Regions from separate parts of the Homo sapiens genome. Here regions 2 and 3 are each linked to region 1. The links are chromatin contacts, found by Hi-C or POLR2A ChIA-PET in ENCODE. All regions are on one chromosome and are shown on one strand. Each heading gives the region's core, a stretch centred on a gene start or an enhancer-like site at or near the end of the contact. The rest is flanking DNA. Distances are from core to core; before and after follow the strand shown. Region 1 holds the start of SRSF5 (serine and arginine rich splicing factor 5). Region 2 holds the start of NUMB (NUMB endocytic adaptor protein). Region 3 holds the start of CHURC1 (churchill domain containing 1).

The links. A loop is a pair of places that touch in the nucleus more often than their neighbours do. ChIA-PET counts read pairs that join two places held with the same protein, here RNA polymerase II (POLR2A). Pooled maps may share reads with other maps.
Region 2: a map of CD8-positive, alpha-beta T cell shows a loop between it and region 1 (10-fold over the local background). The contact joins the promoter of NUMB here to the promoter of SRSF5 in region 1. A Hi-C loop is called at or near these places in 1 of 168 maps with a recorded cell type or tissue (CD8-positive, alpha-beta T cell) and 5 of 50 pooled maps. POLR2A ChIA-PET finds 5 or more read pairs at or near these places in 1 of 52 experiments (WTC11).
Region 3: a loop to region 1 is called in a map of B cell, with 20 times the contacts of the local background. The contact joins the promoter of CHURC1 here to the promoter of SRSF5 in region 1. A Hi-C loop is called at or near these places in 1 of 168 maps with a recorded cell type or tissue (B cell) and 4 of 50 pooled maps. POLR2A ChIA-PET finds 5 or more read pairs at or near these places in 1 of 52 experiments (T-cell).

What each region holds. Positions count from the first base shown.
Region 1 is chr14:69,765,731-69,768,430 of GRCh38, reverse strand. SRSF5 (serine and arginine rich splicing factor 5) reads right to left here and starts at 1,289. Exons shown (of 8, transcript NM_001320214.2): 1 at 1,176-1,289; 2 at 149-293. The coding sequence starts at 274. LOC100289511 (a long non-coding RNA gene) reads left to right here and starts at 718. Exons shown (of 1, transcript NR_029378.1): 1 at 718-2,148. RefSeq lists enhancers at 363-412, 409-1,173, 1,283-1,332, 1,373-1,422.
Region 2 is chr14:73,457,271-73,459,970 of GRCh38, reverse strand. NUMB (NUMB endocytic adaptor protein) reads left to right here and starts at 1,425. Exons shown (of 13, transcript NM_001005743.2): 1 at 1,425-1,478. RefSeq lists enhancers at 29-562, 563-1,096 and silencers at 1,082-1,281, 1,472-1,561, 1,572-1,701.
Region 3 is chr14:64,913,070-64,915,769 of GRCh38, reverse strand. CHURC1 (churchill domain containing 1) reads right to left here and starts at 1,315. Exons shown (of 4, transcript NM_001386928.1): 1 at 1,236-1,315. The coding sequence starts at 1,274. It overlaps CHURC1-FNTB (CHURC1-FNTB readthrough), which reads right to left and starts at 1,409. Exons shown (of 14, transcript NM_001202559.1): 1 at 1,236-1,409. The coding sequence starts at 1,355. RefSeq lists enhancers at 1,046-1,315, 1,466-1,515.

The sequences.
Region 1 (2,700 bases), core at 40-2,539:
AGTTGTTTTCAGCCTCAATAAAATTCAGACATAAGGCTGGGTAACATTTTCTGAAGGCAAATATTCCACCCGGACTCAAGATCGAAAACAACTGCTTATCAAAACTCTACCTACTTAGCAGATAATTCACCCAGTTCTAAATACTTACCACAAAACCAAAGCCTCTTTTCAGATCAATATCTCTTATCCGTCCATATCCCTTGAAGAATCTTTCCACGTCCTTCTCCCTGGCCGCTGGATTTAGTCTCCCGATGAATACCCGACAGCCACTCATGATGTCCGGCTAGTACTTCCTATTAGAAAGTAATTCAATCGAGATAATAGCAATGACTGTCACAGAGAAACGCCTGATTAAACAATCAAAAACATCAACGGCATAAAATGTTTACACAGTGATGTTATGAACGAGATTGCCAACAGAGCCTCTAATGAGGCCAGGTTACCTGCAGACAAAATGAAAACCCAGCTCCCTCCCAACACGGTCCGCTACTGGGCCCAGACCGCAGCAACCGCAACGCCCACTGCCACCTTTCCAACTGCGCAGCCGCACACTCTCCGGGCTCTCCGGCCCCCTCCCATCTGCCGCAGTTAGGAAAGGCCGAGAAGTGCGGGCGGAGCCGCCCGCGCCCTCCGCAAAGCCAGCCCAATGGCGGCCTCGCGGGCGCGTCACAGCGGGTGGAAGCCAGAATCTCGCGACGCCTCGACCGCGCCTGCGCCAACAGCAGCGGGCGGGCGCTCTGCGGCCACAAAATGGCGGCGGTGGAATCAAAGGCAGCAGAGCTGCGCGTGCCAAATTCCCTCTTCCCTTCTCCTCCCAGCAACCCCCTTCTCGGGGGTCACTGCGGCCGCCCTACAAAAGGCCCAGCCGCATCGCCAGCAAAGTCAGGGAGATCCCGGCCCACTATTCTACGTGTCCAGGAGATGAAGACATTAAGACTGGCAGGGACGGGCGCACAACCGCTGTGTAAAAACGACCCGAACAGTGACCGCCCTTTCACCTCAGTACCCCTCAAACAGTATGCCAAAAGGGAGACGTGCCCCAGCGCCCACCTCGAATCAACTGCGCTCATTAGACGCCATCCTCCGCAAAGAGAGCAGCCCCGGCCGCTCACGATCTGAGCGGCCATGAAGAAGCCTCGATCCGAGAAGGCTTGCCCTCAAAGTGAGCCACTCACCTACCGGACGGGGTCTTTGGCGGCTGAGACCCAGACAGGTCCGTAGTCTGCGACGGAGTCGTCGACCTCCACGCAGACCAGGACTTAACTCGTCTACGCCACTCCACAACTGACGCACTTAGCAGCTCTGGCGCTCCACAAAATGGAGGGCGCGTCCTACGTCACTTCCGGGGACGCCCCTGGGCCTTGGGTCCACCCCGTTGGACCTAGGGAAGACGGAAGTTTTGGGAGGGCCGGAAATTTAGGAGGATGTGGGCCTCTCTGACACTGCGAGTGACCGAACCCTGCTCCCGCGGTGGGTGGGGTCGGGGGCGAGAACTCGTTTGGGCTCGGCCGGCTGGTGCCGGAGTCTGGAGGGACATCTGTTGACGTCGTTCGCCCCTGCTAAGTCCTTGGCGTTCGGTTCATCATCATCTCTCCCAGAAGAGTCTCCTGAGAAAAGTGGCAACCCTTCTTGTATCTAAAGTTTTTCTTAGACACCCAGAAGATTACTAATTAGGAGAAACTTAGCTTTGCAGAAATACCTGGCCTTTCCTTAGCTCTTGCTGCTTGCAATTTAAATTTGCCCTCAAAGCAGGGAGCTCCTAGATGTTCGAGTTCTTTTTTCAACCATGCCACAGCTGTGTGGTTTTGTTGTGGTGAGAAGACTAAGGCACTGAAGTATTTTTTAAATGAAAGGATTTTCACTGATGAAATGTTGAAAATGGGACTGCAGCTAGAAGGCTGTCTTGAATTGAGGCTGGAATACAGATTTCTGCATGTCCGTCACTCTGGGAGAGTGGCTGGAAGAGGTTTCAAGCTGTTTTTTGTTGTTTTTTTTGAGACAGTCTTGCTCTGTCGCCCAGGCTGGAGTGCAGTGGCGCGATCTGGGCTCCGCCTCCCGGGTTCACGCCATTCTTCTGCCTCAGCCTCCCGAGTAGCTGCGACTACAGGCGCCCGCCACCACACCGGCTAATTTTTTTGTATTTTTAGTAGAGACGGGGTTTCACCGTGTTAGCCGGGATGGTCTCGATCTCCTGACCTCGTGATCGGCCCGTCTCGGCCTCCCAAAGTGCTGGGATTACAGGCATGAGCCACCGCGCCCGGCCTCAAGCTGCTTTTAAGTCCAAATGGTATTTGGTTAATCCTCTCCGTTCAGATTTCTGTAATGTAACACATGAAAGTTTACAATTCTTTAGAAACAGACAATGCCGTGCTTTCAAAGTGGGTGTAAAACACAGCCCTCCATATTAACTCCCGCGTTGTCCCGATAAGGTTGGTAGACCTAGAAACTTAGGCATAAAGAGATTGCTTAACTTCGCTTTAATGCTTTTATGTAGAACCCAGTGCACCCCATTTTTGAGAAGTGCCTGGAATGTGGAGTTGCATGCTTGCAACTAGAGTTAAACAGAGAAAAAGTAGTTCCGGAAGGAGAGCAACTGACCCTTAACTCGACCTCAGGGGCCTTTAGGCACTCAGAACTGAAACTTGGATAGTTTGTAAGGGATAAGCTTGTCCATTCATAGTTATATGTACAAATAAAAAG
Region 2 (2,700 bases), core at 176-2,675, 3.7 Mb before region 1:
CAAGAGTTTTTATAGCAACATTAGATTTCTCAAAAATGCCTACTGTGATTTGTACCCAAGTGAATAAAAAATGCAATCATTTATTCTTGTGCATTGTGCCAAGTGAGGAAAAAAAAAAAACACACACACACACAACCCGGCAATTCATTCAATGGCCCTAATTTAGACTGCTAGGAAGAGGTTTAGAAAAAAAAAAGAGAGAGAGAGAGAGAAGCTTTTAAAGTATCTGACACACAGCTAGTAGGGCTATTTAAGAACTGCTGAACAGAAAAACAAAGTGGCAGTGAGAGGTGGGGGAAAGCAGAATTCTCATTTCCAGAGCATCATAAAGGGTATAATGTGGCCCGCTTATTAGAAAGTTGCTGGCCGGGCGCGGTGGCTTACGCCTGTAATACCAGCACTTTGGGAGGCCGAGGCGGGCGGATCACCTGAGGTTGGGAGTTCGAGACTAGCCTGACCAACATGGAGAAACCCCGTCTCATGCCTATAATCCCAGCTACTCGGGAGGCTAAGGCAGAAGAATCGCTTGAACCTGGGAGGCGTAGGTTGCGATGAGCCGAGATAGCACCATTGCACTCCAGCCTGGGCAACAAGAGAGAAACTCCGTCTCACAGAAAAAAAAAAAAAAAAAAAAAGTTGCTAATGGCTGTCTGGTCAATTGGCAGGGGTCAGCCAGGAGTGGATCTGGAAGCTGGAGAACTCTCAATACGCCACTTCAGTTTATTGACGACATTTATAATTGCAACCGAAGTTGACTGATTTCTGCTAAATGAAAGTTTGCGCTTTGCCCTTTAGCATTGAGGCTCCTGGAAAGAACTTCAATGAAATTGGATGCATTGAGACCAAAGAAAAGAAGGGGACATTTTTATCTCTCTGATACCTTTCTCCCCAGGGCTTGGAAACACTTCTTAAACACAACCTCTAATGTTGGTGTTTTGTAAGTACTACCCCTATGAATAAAGCTAGCAGAGATAAGCTTCTCCTTGCAGGAAGTGAGCTGGAGAAGTGGAAAAGTTTACAGAGAAAACTCTACAACAAAGACTTAACCCTTCCCGGGTAACCACGAATGTGAGCGTCTGCCCCTCCTTTGCTTTCTACTGCGCAACCAAACTGTGCACAAGCGTGAATCAACCTTAACCGTCACGTCTCTTGCCAGTTAGCTTAACAGACACTTTTAGCAGCCTATCATAACTTCGAATTGCCCAACCCTCAACCAATTACAACTAAAGCTTGGGCTAGGACGCTCCAGGTCCGGGCGGGGGCGAATACCGGGTTTAGGAAAAGGGGCGGTAAAGAGCGATGACGGGCGGGTATACTAAACCAATCAGAGAGGAGAGCTGCCGCCCCACTATCCAATGGATAGGTTAGAAGTATGAAAGAGGGTGGGCCTGTTGTCATGGGGGAGGTGGTGGCGCTTGGTGGCCACTGGCGGCCGAGGTAGAGGCAGTGGCGCTTGAGTTGGTCGGGGGCAGCGGCAGGTGAGTGCCGGTAACGCGGGTCAGAGATCTGGGGGCCGTCGCGGGGCGGAATCTCCAGCTCAGCACTCCGGAGGCGGAGGCCGGAGGAAGGGGGCCTGGACTTCGGGTCGGGGCCCGGGCCGGGGCCGGGGCCAGGGCGGAGGCGGCGGGGGCGGCGGCGAGTTCGCGCTGACTGGGCTAGGGGGAGAGGGGCTGGGCTTCTGGCTGCGGAGTTCTCCCGAGGAAGGTAGGCTACGGCCGGACCCGCGCGGGTCAGGCCAGGAGGTCCCTTGGGACGTCCAGCTGCTCCGGTCTAGCGCGCTGACCGGCGGCCACTGTGTGAGGAGTAGGTATCTGAGGAAACGGAAGCGGCCAGGGTCCCAGAGAGGGGGTGACCTGTAACGACCTGCTTCAAGGGCGGGGTGTCTTGGGAATACCCAGGACGGCTTGGGTGCCAGGGAGAAAAGGAATCCGGGAAGCCCGGCAGCGGCCGGTGAGGAGAGAGCGGGGTGGGGGGCAGGGGAACTGGGAGTGGCCCCGGTCCGAGGGAGGTAGGAAGGCCGAGGGTGGCCAGGGTCCCGGGTGACAGGGAGCAGACTTGCTCCAAGTAGGGGCGTCTGAGGAAACGCTCGGAGGGGGTTGGGGACCCTCCTGAGAAAAGCGGCTGTCCAAGGGAGGGGGCTCCTGGAGAGATGAGGAGCAGCAGGTCTTCGGAGGGTCGGACGAGTAGAGATCTTGCACCGCCTGGGGGAAGAACCGGAGCTCCCTGCGCCCCCATAGCTGAGCTGGGATGGGAGACCCAACTGGCCTGGCCGCTCCGGCTCTGAGGATCCCTAAGGGACCAGGAAAGAAGTCCTCGAGGAGTGGCTCGCGTTTGAGACCGGGGTGAGGAGCCAGCAGGGGAGTGGAAGTTCCCTCGGTCGGAGAGGAGTCATGCAAAATGGGACGGAGATGGGCGGAGGTGGGAGAGAATCCCTATAGGAGGGGATAAGGTAGAGAAAGAAAGTTGCCCGAGGAGAGAGTAATGGTTTCGTGGAACTGGCTAGGACAGTAGATATATGAGAAATTAACAGTGGAGCCATGTAGGTTCACAGGTCTTCACAAATAGAAGAAACTTCAGTTTCGTAATTAATATCAAGATGACATCTAGGACCAAAGCAAAGCTCCTAAAAGCAAGGTTAAGTGACTTGTTTTAGAAAAGAAATTTGTTTTAGGATGATGGCAGTAATATTAGGAAATAGGT
Region 3 (2,700 bases), core at 66-2,565, 4.9 Mb after region 1:
AAGCATATACACATGCATTTTTCTAGAATGGGAATCACTGGGTCATGTCTGTATTTTATAAGGCTCACCCGCTTTTTCAAAGTAGTTGTACTACAGGAGAATTCATACTGTTATACATGCTACTCAAAAGCCTAAGTATTACCCATAAGATACTAAGACATAAGGAACTACAGAGACTTTCTCCCTCCTTCCCAACCAATGCACAAATTCCATTTCTGTAATTTTCCCCCATCCTCCAGCTCCTCACCTTCTTTTCTACCCTAATTACAACTGTCCTTCAAGTCTTAGATGATGTCCACCTTTTCTCAGGGGAGAACAGCACTATCCCCTATTGCCCTCCCCTTTCCCTAAACTTGAATAGCATTTCTGAACTGAGCTACTCATTTTTTGTTAGTCACATACTCCCCAAAACTGTAAGCTGTTAGGCAGCACCAAAGGTGCCTTTTAATTTCTTCTCTGAAACAAATAATCCAGCTGGACGTGGTGGCTCATGCCAGTAATCCCAGCACTTTCGGAGGCCAAGGCGGGAGGATCACTTGATCCCAGGAATTTGAGACCAGCCTGGGCAACAGCAGCACCCTGTCTCAAAGAGAGGAGAAATAATCCCTTTCTGGCCTAGCAAAGTAATCTAACTACACATATATAAATGTTCAACAAGGATGCCTTGAATGAATGAGAATAGACAAGCTTTGCAAACTCCTGAACCTGAAAGTAACTGAGATTCAGAAGGCGGTAACAGGCAGGAAACCTAAATTCTAGTCCTGGCTCTCATCCATGCAACTAGAATGTGAACTTGGGCAAGTGATTTCCCCTCTCTGGGCATCGGTTTCTTCATCTGCAAAAGTGTTAGAACAGATGACCACAGAGGTCCCCTCCAGCGCTAGAATTCGGTAAGAAAATTGTACTTCATCAAATCGAGCTTGAGGATGAGACCGGAAGTGGGGGTGGGGGAGTCCCTCGGTTGTCGACGGGGGTTGTGGTGGTGGTGGGGTTCCTCTGTTGCTCCTTGGAGCTCAAGAGAACGGCCACTACAACTGAGGTCAGCCGCCAGGGCGGGTACCAGAGGTGCAGACCGCCACAGGCCATCCCTGGTGTGCCTAAATACCGCTACTGGGTCACCGGGACCGGCAGTGCGGCCGAGTCCGCCCCACGTACGGCCTCTCTGGGAAGGCCAGCCTTGGATATGAGACACCTCGGGGGCCGCCCGCGGGCCAAGGGAGCGCCCAGTCGCTCACCCGGTTGGGATATTCCTTCTCCACACAGTCGCCACACATCGCGACGCAGTCAACAGGGAATGTCCTCCAACGCTTCCGGGAAGACGAAACCTCGCGAGAACTGAGATACGGTTGCCGCATGCGCCCAAGTACTCGACTCCTGGGTATTCCGTCTCGGGAACCGAGCCGAAGTCTCCGCCCCTTAGCAACTGTTGTCAAGGCAGGGCACAGTCTCCTTGGCACCGTGCGTGGGCAAAGGGTGGGGCTTCAGAAACCTTTGGAGACAGACGAAGAAATCTTGTGCGCTAACAGATGTGACGGGAAGGGAAAGGGATCTTGGGCTGAGCGAAGTTCTCACAGACACCTTCCTGAGCTTAGGCTGACAAGAAAGGCAAATCACGACACACAAGAAAGGGAATTATTTCTCGCTACCGCATATACAAATCTGAAATGTTAATGAATACATTTCTGTACCATTTCTTAAGGCAATGAGAGTGAATAAGAGACCAGATCTCAGCAGGTGAATAAACAGTAACCGAAGTGTTTGGGAAGAGACACTCAGAGTGCTGCAGAAAATCTCCTAAAAAAACACTTAAAATATTAGTAATAATTGGTCATTCCAGAGTCCTCTGGAGGACATAGCAACGAGGAACGTATTTCTATCTCTCTCAGGTGTCACAGAAGCACCTCAGTGGCGGGCAAGCACTATGTAAATAGAAAAATGGCCAGGTCATCAGCCATCCCATTACTGGGTATATACCCAAAGGATTATAAATCATGCTGCTATAAAGACACATGCACATGTATGTTTATTGTGGCACTATTCAGAATACCAAAGACTTGGAACCAATGCAAATGTCCATCAATGATAGACTGGATTAAGAAAATGTGGCACATATATACCATGGAATACTATGCAGCCATAAAAAAGGATGAGTTCATGTCCTTTGTAGGGACACGGATGAAGCTGGAAACCGTCATTCTGAGCAAACTATCGCAAGGACAGAAAACCAAACACCGCATGTTCTCACTCATAGGTGGGAATTGAACAATGAGAACACTTGGACACAGGGTGGGGAACACCACACACCGGGGCCTGTCGTGGGGTGGGGGGAGGGGGGAGGGATAGCATTAGGAGATATACTTAATGTAAATGACGAGTTAATGTGTGCAGCACACCAACATGGCATATCTATACATAGGTAACAAATCTGCACGTTGTGCACATGTACCCTAGAACTTAAAGTATATTAAAAATAAATAGATTTCAAAAATTATCTAATTGAATTGACTGCAGATATTTTGATTTCAGATTTGCACATCCATTTATAAATGACCTATTGGTTCACAGATTAAAAAACCAATAAACATATGTGCTTCCAAGAAAAGAAAGAAAGAAAGAAAAATGGCCAGGTCAGTTGTTCCTGCATCATTTCCCAATCCTGTGGGTCTCAAAATGCTTGTGCTTGTTGCCCCGCCTCATCCT